Linked DNA regions of Homo sapiens: region 1 is linked to region 2. Evidence: chromatin contacts called from ENCODE Hi-C or POLR2A ChIA-PET data. All regions are on one chromosome and are shown on one strand. Each heading gives the region's core, a stretch centred on a gene start or an enhancer-like site at or near the end of the contact. The rest is flanking DNA. Distances are from core to core; before and after follow the strand shown.

Region 1 (6,102 bases), core at 2,558-5,057, 1.5 Mb before region 2:
TGTAATTATGTTTAACTGCCACAACCCCTGGAACTCAGAGAAGAAAACATTCCAAGATGAGATATCCTAGTGCCACCATGGAGTTGAACTCTCATTTTGCCTTCAGGGTCACAGAAAATATTACCATAGGCAGAATCCTTGAGTCAGAAAAAAAAAATATCTAGGGATAGAGGATGAGTAAAGGCTTAGCCAAATGGGGAATAAAGGATTCACAACAGGGATAATTTGGTAGTAGAATGGGAAGCTTTGTGTACCAGGAATAGAAATATGAGCTGGAGAAAGAAGAGGAGGTAGGGGAGATGAGAACTGTAGACAAACGAACCAGGCACTGAATCCCACTTCCCCAGAGGACGAAGGGAGACTCACCCTTTCTTCTTATATGCTTCTGTAGTATTTTAATTTTTTGAAGCAAATTGTATTACTTTGAAATTGGAAAAAATATTTTTTAAATAAGAAAAATTTGTTTTATTCCAAGTGCCAGAAAGAGATGTCTGGAAACCCTAAAAGATCAAAGGTCCTGCTTCTTTAGTCCTCTAATCTTGAAGTCAGCCCATGATCCATTCCATGGGACTGACCTGCATGCATCTTGGTCTTTTCCAGGCTGAGAAGTAACCCAAGATTTGCTAAATATGGTGGTAGGGGCCTTGAGGAGGCAAGACATCTCTGCAAGAAGAGGACCTAGCCTCTTTCCTGGGAAGAGACGAGAGGCCACCTGCCTGGTGTGTTTGCTAACACGCAGGAGCTGTGGCCTGTAATCATCATTAGCTCTCTTTGGTGTTTACTAACTGTTATTAATTAGAATGAGCAAACTTGGCATTAATGTGCCTGCCATAAGGATGAAGGTTCTTACTGCACAACCATCCTGCATAAGCGGCTAGACTGGGACTCGTTTACCAACTGTTACCAGGATGATGCAGGGCTACGGGCACCAGCTGATGAAGGACTGGGCAAGGGAGAGCGCTCGAACCTGTGCTTCTCTGAAAGTTCAGAATTAGGGGAAGCTGTGCTGGAGTAGAGGGAAGCAGAGCCTCTCCCCAGCTCATGTGGGAGCTGCTAGCAGGCTTTGGGCAGCCTCCAAAAGTAGCCCAGGCAAACCCCCAAGGTCTTTGATCACCAGACAGCTTTCCTCTGGTGCTGGTTGTAGCAACTTTCTCCCTAATCAGAAAATCACTGAACACAACTTCCTTTACAAGACAGTGGATCAGTGTCCTGTTGCCCTTCAGGAGAGACCCTGCTCTTCTGTGGGTCTTGGGAAAGAGGTTAGGGATATGTACCGTTGCCAAGAAAGGGAAGACATTATCTGGTGTTCTGATCTATCAGTCTGTTCTCTTGTTTCTCTGGAAGTGATGCTATCCCTGCGTATTTCCTGTCTAAAAGAGTAGCCTTCAGAGAGGAGACTGCCACTTTATGGGAAGTTTTGAAAACAGGGGAGGTAATGGAACATGTTAGCTAGAAAAGAAGATTGATTTCTTCCTGCATGGTTACATGGTCTTGATGTAGAGAGGAGTCTCTGGAGAAAATGGCAGCGTTTCAACTGGCTCACAAGTAGGACACACAAGAGACTTAAGGTAGGAGATACGTTCACTCTGCTAAGAGAAGTCACGTGTTCATCCTCAGCTCCCTGGGAGGCAGCGTAACTGGCAACCATGTGGGCAAGGAAGGCGTCCAGAGGAAGGGGCACCAGGGACATGTTCTCCAGGCTATGGGCCTCGTATTTTGGATTGTTTTGGGAATCACTGTGCTTACATCCCTAGAGGATCTGGGTGTAGGTCAGACATACTACAGGGCTCAAGCCTAAGCAACCAGGGAAATTAGCACCGACTCTCACGTGGGACAAAGACTTGACAAAGAGCCAGGCTGCACACCTCCTCACCCAGAGGCTCTTTCTTCCTTCCCTCCCTCCCTGGTTTTCAGGAAATCCTGCATTGATATAGACAATGGTGTGCTCTGAATGTCTCTGCTACCTGGAGACACTTAGGCTCTTGAACTAACTCACTAGTGGAAGTAGGGGGGATTGTGAGAAGTAGAGGGAGCTGATAAATGTGGGTGCTAAAATAGGGGGTACATTTGGGTCAGCTGGGAATTTGAGGAAAGGATAGGTTAGGGTTCTGTGTCACCAAAGGCAGCATAAGGTTTCACAGAAGTTCATAGAAGAAAACCTCAAGATGTCGCCACATTTCTGAGATGTCAGCAGCTAAGAGAAGAAAAGATTGCTTAGTTACAGAAGTTTTACCCATGGGAGCGTCTGGAAAATGGCACTTAACATTGTCACTGTCTTCATGTATCAAGCACCTAGAAGTTCACAGTGCAGTTCTGAAGACATGCTCATTTCTCTCTTCTTGTCTCTTCAGGTGCTACATGGTGTGTTGGAAGGCTAGTGACCTGTTAGGCACTTGGAAAAATTTATGCAGCTTCAAGGCTCATCTCAAAAGCTAACTCTGAGGCCTTCTTGACCTTCCGAGCTGTGCCGGGTCTCTCCATCCCCTGTGGGCTCATTAGAACTTGGATATTCCTTTAATGCAAACAACACATGGAAATAGAATGGACAATCATTCCCATTTAGTTGTCAGCTGTTCAAGGTCAATACTTATGCTCTGTTGATCTCTCTAACCCTCTAGATCTGGTGCCTGGCATGCTGTAGCTACCAGTAAATGAGGCAACAGTCTTCTGGAAGCTGCACTTCTATTACACATATACTGATGTTCACCAAGAAGAACACACCAAAAAGATAAATTTAGTTAACATTGAGCCTGTGTATAAAGAGACACACTGGATAAAGGATATAAATTTAGATGTTATAGCATGGAGGAAGTAGGGGAGAGAGGAAATGACGCTAATTGAGCAACTAGTTTTTACCTGGTACAACACAAAGTCTTAAATATGTTATCTAATTCAGCCATCATCACAACCCCTGCAGGTAGGTATTTAACTCCTTAGATGGCTATTGTATTCTTTTCTCTACAGGCCCTATTTTAGATGATAGACTCTGATGGTGAACAAGAGAAGCAGAGATCTCATTGCTTGTTTATACACAATCTAGCAACTATTCTACAGTTCAGACAGGACACGTGAATTGACTGGCTTTACATAGCTCCCAAAAATTCACACACGAATTGACTGGCTTTACATAGCTCACAAAATTGACTGACTTTACATAGCTCACAAAATCGACTAGGTTTACATAGCTCATTTAAGTCTGGCCTGTGTGGCTGTAAGGTCTACTCTCTTTATGTATTGTAGGTAACATATATTCCAGAAGTAACCCAGGAAACTCTGAAATTTTCATTTTGCAACCAAGAAGGGCATCCAGGAAAAGCTAGCAATTCTGGAGCGTTCTGGGACCTCCAAATAGTCTTTGGTGATGTTTAACAGCCTCCGTAATTTCATCAGTTAGTGCTGGGTTCGGGATGAGGCATTACATGGCGGAAGGCGAGGGATGGTTCTCTGTCACTTTAAGTCCTAAATTATTTTCAGGTGTTTGTTTCGAGGCAGGACGGGGAGGCAGCCTGCCATTTAGTGGAAAGGGTGGACATGGCCTCCTTTAGACCTCTCATCAGAGTTACTGTTTCGAGTAATGAAGAAGCACGGGGATTGATTTGATGCCTAATGAATAATCAGCTGCCATCAATAATTGTAATCACTAATCTGGTGCAATTAGAGGCAATTATAATAAATGCAATTTCCTCTCGTGCCACTAACGAACTACAGAAGTATGAATTGACTCAAGGGGGCTGGCAGTGATTTATGTGATTGTGAGATCATGAATCCCATTATCTTGGGAAAGACTCTTAAAGGGGCAGGGTCCTATTCTGATGTCACCGCTTCCTAATGAGAAGCTAGAAAATGCAATTCTAGAGGTAATGAGCACAGAGGCTACTGTATTTCTCTCACAACTGGCTTTAGATAAGGGCCTTGTGCAGATTCAGCTGGGCTGCCATGCAAAGGCCTGTTCCTTTAAGTTCTGTTTACTGTAGTGATACACCTTTAAGTCTTGAAGAATGAAGATGAAATATTCCAAACTATGCTGCACAAGAGGATGTGAACAGAAACATCTGGACGGAGAAGATCTTTTTTATATTCAGCCATGCCAATTGACCTACTACCCTCTCCATAGCCAAAGGAATGCCCAAATTTCCACAGAAAGGCATTTTTATGTAAGTTGAATGGCCTTGGAGGTCGTCAGTATCTTTAAAAAATGCTTAAATAGCTGGCTGGCCATGGTGGCTCACACCTGTAATCCCAATACTTTAGGAGGCCGAGGCAGATGAATCATGAGGTCAGGAGTTTGAGACCAGCCTGGCTGATACGGTGAAACCCCATCTCTACTAAGAATACAAAACAACTAGCTGGCCATGGTGGCATGCGCCTGTAGTCCCAGCTACTTGGGAGGTTGAGGCAGGAGAATCAGTTGAACTGAGGAGGCGGATGTTGCAGTGAGCCAAGATTATGCCACTGCACTCCTTCCTGGGCAACAGAGGGAGACTCCGTCTCAAAAAAAAAAAAAAAAAAAAAAAAAAAACAAGCTTAAATAGCTTTAATTATGTTAGTCCTGTTTTCAGAAATGTTGAGTTGCTATGCATTTTCTAATGAATCAGCCAGAGCTTTTTAAGGGACTCCACAGCATGTTCCCACATTGTTGTGACAGGACCGTAGTGAGCAAGGATGAGGTGGGAGCTAAGGTGACCAACTGCCCGCCTGCCTGGAACTTCGTGTGTTCCTTGGATTTGAGACTTTCAGTGCTAAAACTGGAAGAGTCTTGGGCACAAACAGAGATGAGTTTTTCCCATGGAGATGAGGTCCAGGATAGAGGCAGAGGCCAGATAACATAGGGCCTCTCATTCTCCTAGTAGCTCAGATAGAGTTCAACCTCCTGCAGTGCACTGCAGGCTCTGCCTGGTCTCACCTCCACTCCCATGCCCCAGCTCCTCTCCTGCTGGTAAGTCCACCTCTATTCATTCCACAGGGTCTCTAGTTCTTGCCTCAAAGCCCTTTGCTTTCCTTTTCTTTGCCTGGAGAGCTCTCTGGCCCTGATTATTCTCAGAGCCCACTTCTTCTTGTCATTCAGGTCTTACCTCAAATGGTCCCATGGAATTAGGCTCTCAGGCCCTGGCCATCACGGCACTATCTGTGTGTGAGTAGGTGCTTCCCATCCTTGTCTGCTAAGTCACAGGCCTACAAGAGTGCCCCAAACATGATGGGCCCCAATTAATATCATCCCATAAATTACTGAACCCCTTTCCAGCCCCACTTTTCTCTATTGGTGCACAAGCGTTCATCCCCATTCACATTCGCCTACATGCTCTTCCCTGAACACATCCTGATTCTTCCTCTCCATTCTGCCTGAAATACCTTCCCTCTAATTCCTTCAATATTGGCTATTGGCTGAAATTCTTCCAGAAGGAACTTCTGCAAAGCCTTCCTGGCTCCTTGATGGATTGGCTTTTTGGCTTATGCCTGTAATCCTACCACTTTGGGAAGCTGAGGCAGGAGGATTGCTTGAGCCCAGGAGTGCAAGACCAACCTGAGCAACATTGTAGAACGTCATCTCTGCAAAAACAAACAAACAAACAAAAATTAGCTGGGTATGGTGGCATGCGCTTGAAGTCCCAGCTACTAAGGAGGCTGAGGTGGGAGGATTGCTTGATACTGGGAGGTAGAGACTGCGGTGAGCTGTGATTACATCACTGCACTCCAGCCTGGGAAACAGAGCAAGACCTTTTCTCAAAAAAATTAAAAAAAAAAAAAAAAAAAAGCTAAGTTAACATGCCCAATCCCTTCACATACTTATTTTTATGGTGAGAACATTTGAAATTTACTCTCTTAGCAATTTTGAAATGTGCAACACATTATTAACTGTAGTCCCCATGCTGTACAATAGAGCTCAAAAACTTATTCCCTCTAGCTGAAATTTTGTACCCATTGACCAACATCATTCCCACCTTGCCCTTTAACAAACAACTAGTGTGTTCCTGCCAGCCAGGCACTTTGCTCCTTACTGCTTCGTGTTTATCCTGTATGTCCACCTTTACAGGACAGGACAGTCCAGAGAGAACCAACAGCCTTTGCCTGAGCTCTGCTCCAGAGCTCCTCCAGCCCCGTGAT
Region 2 (6,210 bases), core at 1,111-3,610:
AATAGTGAAAGTGGCATTTGAAAGACTTAAGTTTCTGAAACACTGCTTTGAGCCGGTGGCTCATGCCTGTAATCTCAGCACTTTGGGAGGCTGAGGCGGGTGGATCACAGGGTCAAGAGTTCAAGACCAGCCAGACCAACATGGTGAAACCCCCGTCTCTACTAAAAATACAAAAATTAGTTGGACATGGTGGTGCATGCCTGTAATCCCAGCTACTGGGGAGGCTGAAGCAGGAAAATGGCTTGAATCCAGGAGGCAGATGTTGCAGTGAGCCGAGATCATGTCACTGCACTCCAGCCTGGGTGACAAGCAAGACTCTGTCTCAAAAAAAAAAAAAAAAAAAAAAAAGAAAGAAAGAAAGAAAAGAAAAGAAATGAGTTAAATTGAGCAAAATCACATGTGGCATGCTTAAAGTAGTGCTTGTTTACCAATAAGCATGTACTAAATGTCAGCTATTTGCTACAATATTGAGAGCCTCCTATGTGCTGGTGGGTTTTTAAAAACAGCTTCATTGGGGTATAATTTCTTTCTTTTTCTTTTTATTTTCTTTTTCTTTTTTTTTGAGACAGAGCCTTGCTCTGTCGCTCAGGCTGGAGTGCAGTGGCGCCATCTTGGCTCACTGCAAGCTCTGCCTCACCTGTTCAAGCGATTCTCCTGCCTCAGCCTCCCAAGTAGCTGGGACTACAGCGCATGCCACCATGCCCAGCTAATTTTTGTATTTTTAGTAGAGCTGGGGTTTCACCATGTTGGTCGGGATGGTCTCAAACCCCTGACCTCAGGTGATCTGCCCGCCTCAGCCTTCCAAAGTGCTGGGATTACAGGTGTGAGCCACCGTGCCCAGCGAGGTATAATTTCTACACCAAATAATGTCACAATTTTAAGTGTACTATTCAATAATTTTTAGTCGATCTACGGTTGTGCACCCCTCACCACAATCCAATTTTAGAACATTTCCATCAGCCCAAAAAGATCTCTCATGCCCATTTGCTCTTCCTCTCCTGTTCCCCAGCCCCAGGCAAACCTAAGCGACTTTAGGTCTCCCTAGTTTTGCCTTTCCTCATGTAAATGGACTCATACAATATGTCATCTTTTTTGTCTGGCTTCTTTTACTTAGCATAATGTTTTTGCAGTTCAGTTATGAATAATGCTGCTATGAACATTCGCACACAAGTCTTTGTGTGGACATATGTTTTCATTCCTCTTGGGTAGACACCCAGGCATAGAATTGCTGGGTTGTATGGTAAATTTATGTTTAACTTTTTAAGAAACTGCCAAACTGTTTTCAAAAGTGGCTGCACCATTTTACGTTTCTACCAGCAAAGCATGAGGGTGCCAGGTGCTGTACATCTATTATTTTGAATACATGTGTGTGGGCATTTCATAACCACTGTTTTAGAGGTGAGAAACTTGTGGTTGCAAGAGGTTAACTAACTTGCAGGAGGTCATTCAGCCTGACAAAGCCAGTATTCAACCCTATCTAGTTCCAAATCCCATCCTTTTCTACTGTGGACTGGCTCTGTGCTGGGTGTTTGTGCTGATTAATAGGGCTGGGGGAGGGCGCTGCAGCAACTCTGCTTCCAGCTCACTCTGTGGAGCACCCGAGTGATTAGGTGAATAATGCAGCCTGTGACCAGGGGAAACGGAAGGAGGGCTAGTCTTCTTGGACCAGTTACCAAGCCCCGACAATATTTACATAATTCATTTATCTCTCTTTTTTTTTTCTTGAGACAGAATTTCATTCTTGTTGCCCAGGCTGGAGTGCAATGGTGCGATCTTGGCTCACTGCAACCTCTGCCTCCCCGGTTCAAGCGATTCGCCTGTCTCAGCCTCCCGAGTAGCTGGGATTACAGGCATGCGCCACCATGCCCAGCTAACTTTTTTTTTTTTTTGAGATGAAGTCTCGCTCTGTCACCCAGGCTGGAGTGTAGTGGTGCGATCTCGGCTCACTGCAACCTCTACCTCCCGGATTCAAGCAATTCTCTCTCTCAGCCTCCTGACGAGCTGGGATTACAGGCACCCACCACCACGCCCGGCTAATTTTTATATATTTTTTAGTAGAGTCAGGGTTTTTCCATGTTGGTCAGGCTGGTCTTGAACTCCTGACCTCAGGTGATCCGCCCACCTCAGCCTCCCAAAGTGCTGGGATTGCAGGCATGAACCACGGCACCCGGCCATCTCTTTATGTTTAGAATGAAACTTCAGTCCAGGTTAACCAGTGACACAGCAAAGGAACAAGCTGAGCACTATAAGGAGTCCCCATCACTGTGGACTTTGACAGCCTCATAATCACTTGGCTGGCCACAGAACAGGGAGAGGAGATTTTTGCTTTCCTCTGTCTCTGAGTCAGCAAGTAGTTAGTTACTGAAATCACATCCGCTAACAAGTCCAGGCAACTGCTGACTGCATTGTTCCTGTTGCCTTGTTTTGTATGGCTGGCCAAAACACAAACAGCAGGGTGTATAAATTGATTATATAAAGACATGGGAAATGACATAGTCAAATTGAAAATATCAAGCAAAAATTACTGCTTTCTATAATTTTTTTTTTTTTGGTGAGACGGAGATTTACTCTTGCTCAGGCTGGAGTGCAATGGTGCGATCTCGGCTCACCGCATCCTCCGCCTCCCAGGTTCAAGCGATTCTCCTGCCTCAGCCTCCTGAGTAGCTGGGATTACAGGCATGTGTCACCACACCTGGCTAATTTTGTATTTTTAGTAGAGACGGGGTTTCACTGTGTTGCCCAGGCTGATCTCGAACTCCTGACCTCAGGTAATCCGCCCGCCTCGGCCTCCCAAAGTGCTGGGATTACAGGCGTGAGCCACTGTCCCTGGCCGCTTTCTATAATCTTTATCTTCAGCAGGATTTTAATATAAGCCTATCTTCTCTTATCCATATCTTTCTATATCACTGTCTCCAGGGGGACTATGTTAGGGTTAACAAGCATGAAGTTGGCATTTTCATTCATCCATCCTTGACAGCAGGGGCTGTGTCTTGTTCAGCTTCGTATTCCCTGCAGTGCATAGCATGACGTTGTGTAACATCAACCTTCTTCCTATATCTTGCGTGGACTATTGTTATCCGTCTCCCAGTAGTCATCCTCCATCCATAGCTCCTCTATCCAGGCCATTTTCTACACTTCCTTTTGAATTATCTTTCTAATATGCATCTTTTATTCAAGAAGAAATGATGACATTTTATTATTTTATTTTTTATTTTTAGAGACAGGGTCTTGCTCTGTTGCCCAGGCTGGAAAGCAGTGGCGTGATCATAGTGCACTGCAGCCTAGACCTCCACGGCAAGAGCAATCCTCCTGCCTCACCCCCACTCCCACCCCCTGATAGCTGGGACTACAGGTGTGCTCCACCACACTCAGCTAATTTTTCAATTTTTCAATTTTTTTTTTTTTTTTTTTTTTTTGCAGAGACAGGGTGTCACTATGTTGCCCAGGGTGGTCTTAAACTCCTGGCTCAAGTAATCTTCTTGCCTCAGCCACCCAAAGCCCTGTGATTACAGGCATGAGCCACTGCACCTGGCCAATGACATTTTATTATTTGATTAGATTCATGGTGTTGCAGATATAACAAAGGTGATACCAAACATGTTCATGTATTTTAAAGATGCCTATTGGTCTACGGGATGGGCAAAATAAAAGAAAAAATATTTTAAGGCTGTCGATCGCTATGAAACAAAGTCCATATTCTTTACCAGATCATGAAAGATCATTATATAACCTGGCTTGCCGACCTACAGCTTTGTTTTTCACCATTCTCTTCCCCTTTCTGCTCTTTCTAGAAGGACTGCTATTCATTCTTCCTGTATTTTTCAGCATCTGCCTCAGGCCTGGACATAGAACAAGTGTTCAATAAATATTTCTTGTTAGATTGAGAGTTGCTTTGACCTGCTAACAGCTATATTAATTCCATAAGCCTTCAAAGGAGACTTCTAAGTCCTAGGACACTCTTCATAGCAGAGGAGGTGTGAGAATGGTGAATAAATGACTACCTATTTTTATTCTTCTTCTCAGAGTAGACTCACTGATTCACTCAACCTATGTCTTGAATGTTTTTAAAGGTCAAATCTTTATTTTGAAGTTGTACAAATGGGCCGGGCGCAGTGGCTCATGCCTGTAATCCCAGCACTTTGGGAGGCTGAGGTAGGTGGATCACCTGAGGTCAGGAGTTCGAGACCAGCCTGACCAACATGGAGAAACCCCATCTCTACTAAAAATACAAAATTAGCTGGACATGGTGGCACATGCCTGTAATCCCAGCTACTTGGGTGGCTGAGGCGGGAGAATTGCTTGAACCTAGGAGGCAGAGGTTGCAGTGAGCGGAGATCGCGCCATTGCACTCCAGCCTGGGCAACAAGAGTGAAACTCCATATAGACCGAAAAAAAAAAGGAAAAGAAATTGTACAAACTGCTGTTCCTCAATTAGAAGAAATTCATAAAGAAATAGCAACTGAGTGTTAATTTTCCTAACATTAGACAATTTAGTGAAATGCAATTTGAAAAGCTTTAATGGTCATTTAAACTTGAATTGCTAATTATTTTCTTAGAAGGACATAAAAATAAATGAAGGAAAGAAAACATAAATGAAAGCTCTCCGTAGACTATTGAAGGCTGCCTATTCTTTACAAATATCATGGAGGTCAACATTTAGCAGTTCCGTCAACACTATTCTGGGAATTGGATGAGTCAAGACTATTAAGAGAATCAAAAAATTTAGCCAATTTCAAATTCGCATATGCATTTGTAAATTTAATGATATAGTAATGATTTAACAATCATACTGTCCTATGCTATTATATGTATGCCAGCCATATAAGCAAGTTGACATAACAGAATTTTTATCAGACCCTTTAATTATATACATATAGACATTATTTAGAAATTAAACTAGGTACAAAAAACTAGGAAAAATATTTGTAGCTAATTTGACAAGAGTTAGTACAGTGTTACATAAAAAAGCTATTCAGATAAAACACTGTCTCCAACAGTGCTGATGGGCAAAAGGCATGAAAAGACAAAGCAGTTAATATGATTAACAGATAACATGGAAAAGTTATTCAATTTCAACTTCACCAGAAATGAGTATACCAGTTTTTGCTAAGCAAATTAGCCAAAGTTAAAGAAAGAACTAGTGACATCATCCAAAGCTTCTAAGTATGTGATAAAACAAGGAACTGATATATGTTTGGTGGCAATATAAAGTTTGTACAATCCTCCAGTGTGGCAGTAAGTATATGCAAGGATCTTAAAAATGTTCATGCTTTTTGGTAATTTAACTTCTGGAATCTATACTTAGGGAATGATCCTAAATGAGAAAAAAAATATACATTATGCAGAAAGACATTTGTCAAAATATTATTTATGGTTGCAAACCACCTGAATATTGAACAGTAGGAGAACACAAGATAAATTATTATATATTTATTTGAGGATATATTTATATAAATAGATATGATGTTTATTAAATATTTATTTGAGCAAATATGAATCAACATGGACAACTTCCATAATCATAATGCTGAGAAGGAAATAAAAGCAAGTTGTAGAATACTTTATACATTTCATGATACTAATTATATAAAGCTTGAGACATGCAAATATTACATATTACTTAGCAATACATACATATGTGGTAAAAGTATAAAGAGTAGGCTGGGCGTGGTGGCTCGCGCCTGTAATCCTAGCACTTTGGGAGGTGAGGCAGGCAGACTGCCTGAGTTTGGGAGTTCGAGACCAGCCTGGGCAACACGGTGAAACCCCGTCTCTACTAAAATACAAAATAAATTAGCTGGCGGGGCAGTGTGCGCCTCTGGTCCCAGCTGCTTGGGAGGCTGAGGCAGGAGAATTGCTTGAACCCAGGAGGCAGAAGTTGCAGTGAGCTGGGATCACGCCACTGCACTCCAACCTGGGCTGCAGAGTGAGACTCCGTCTCTACAAAAAAAAAAAAAAAAAAAAAAAAAACTATAAAGAAATGCATGGGCTGAATAATCACCAAATTTCAGAAAGTCGTTACATATGTTAGAGATGGAGGATGCTGCAAATGAGGATTACACAGAGGGTATCAGCTGCACTGATAATGTTTTATTTCTTAAGCTCTGTGGGATACATGGATGTTCATTCCATTATTCTTTTTATCTTTTAGTATGTCTTAAATCTTTCATGGTAACCTTACAATATTATGTAGCTATAAAATAGTTCCAT

What was found. Hi-C counts contacts between places; a loop is a spot of excess contacts on that map. ChIA-PET counts read pairs that join two places held with the same protein, here RNA polymerase II (POLR2A).
Region 1: a map of K562 shows a loop between it and region 2 (6-fold over the local background). The contact joins the promoter of NTM-AS2 here to the enhancer-like site in region 2. A Hi-C loop is called at or near these places in 1 of 168 maps with a recorded cell type or tissue (K562). POLR2A ChIA-PET finds 5 or more read pairs at or near these places in 1 of 52 experiments (WTC11).

The regions. Positions count from the first base shown.
Region 1 is chr11:131,538,572-131,544,673 of GRCh38, reverse strand. It overlaps NTM-AS2 (NTM antisense RNA 2), which reads left to right and starts at 3,807. Exons shown (of 8, transcript NR_110140.1): 1 at 3,807-3,857; 2 at 3,975-4,154; 3 at 5,066-5,131; 4 at 5,398-5,582; 5 at 6,032-6,102. All of the region lies in intron 1 of NTM (neurotrimin), which reads right to left.
Region 2 is chr11:130,033,366-130,039,575 of GRCh38, reverse strand. No RefSeq gene overlaps it. Among named protein-coding and RNA genes, the nearest start is that of APLP2, 33 kb to the left of the region's middle. RefSeq lists enhancers at 1,222-1,764, 2,208-2,502 and a silencer at 2,226-2,426. Within about 2 kb of position 2,360, at least 4 of the 41 ENCODE cell types and tissues checked have a DNase peak (open chromatin) inside an H3K27ac peak, as active enhancers do.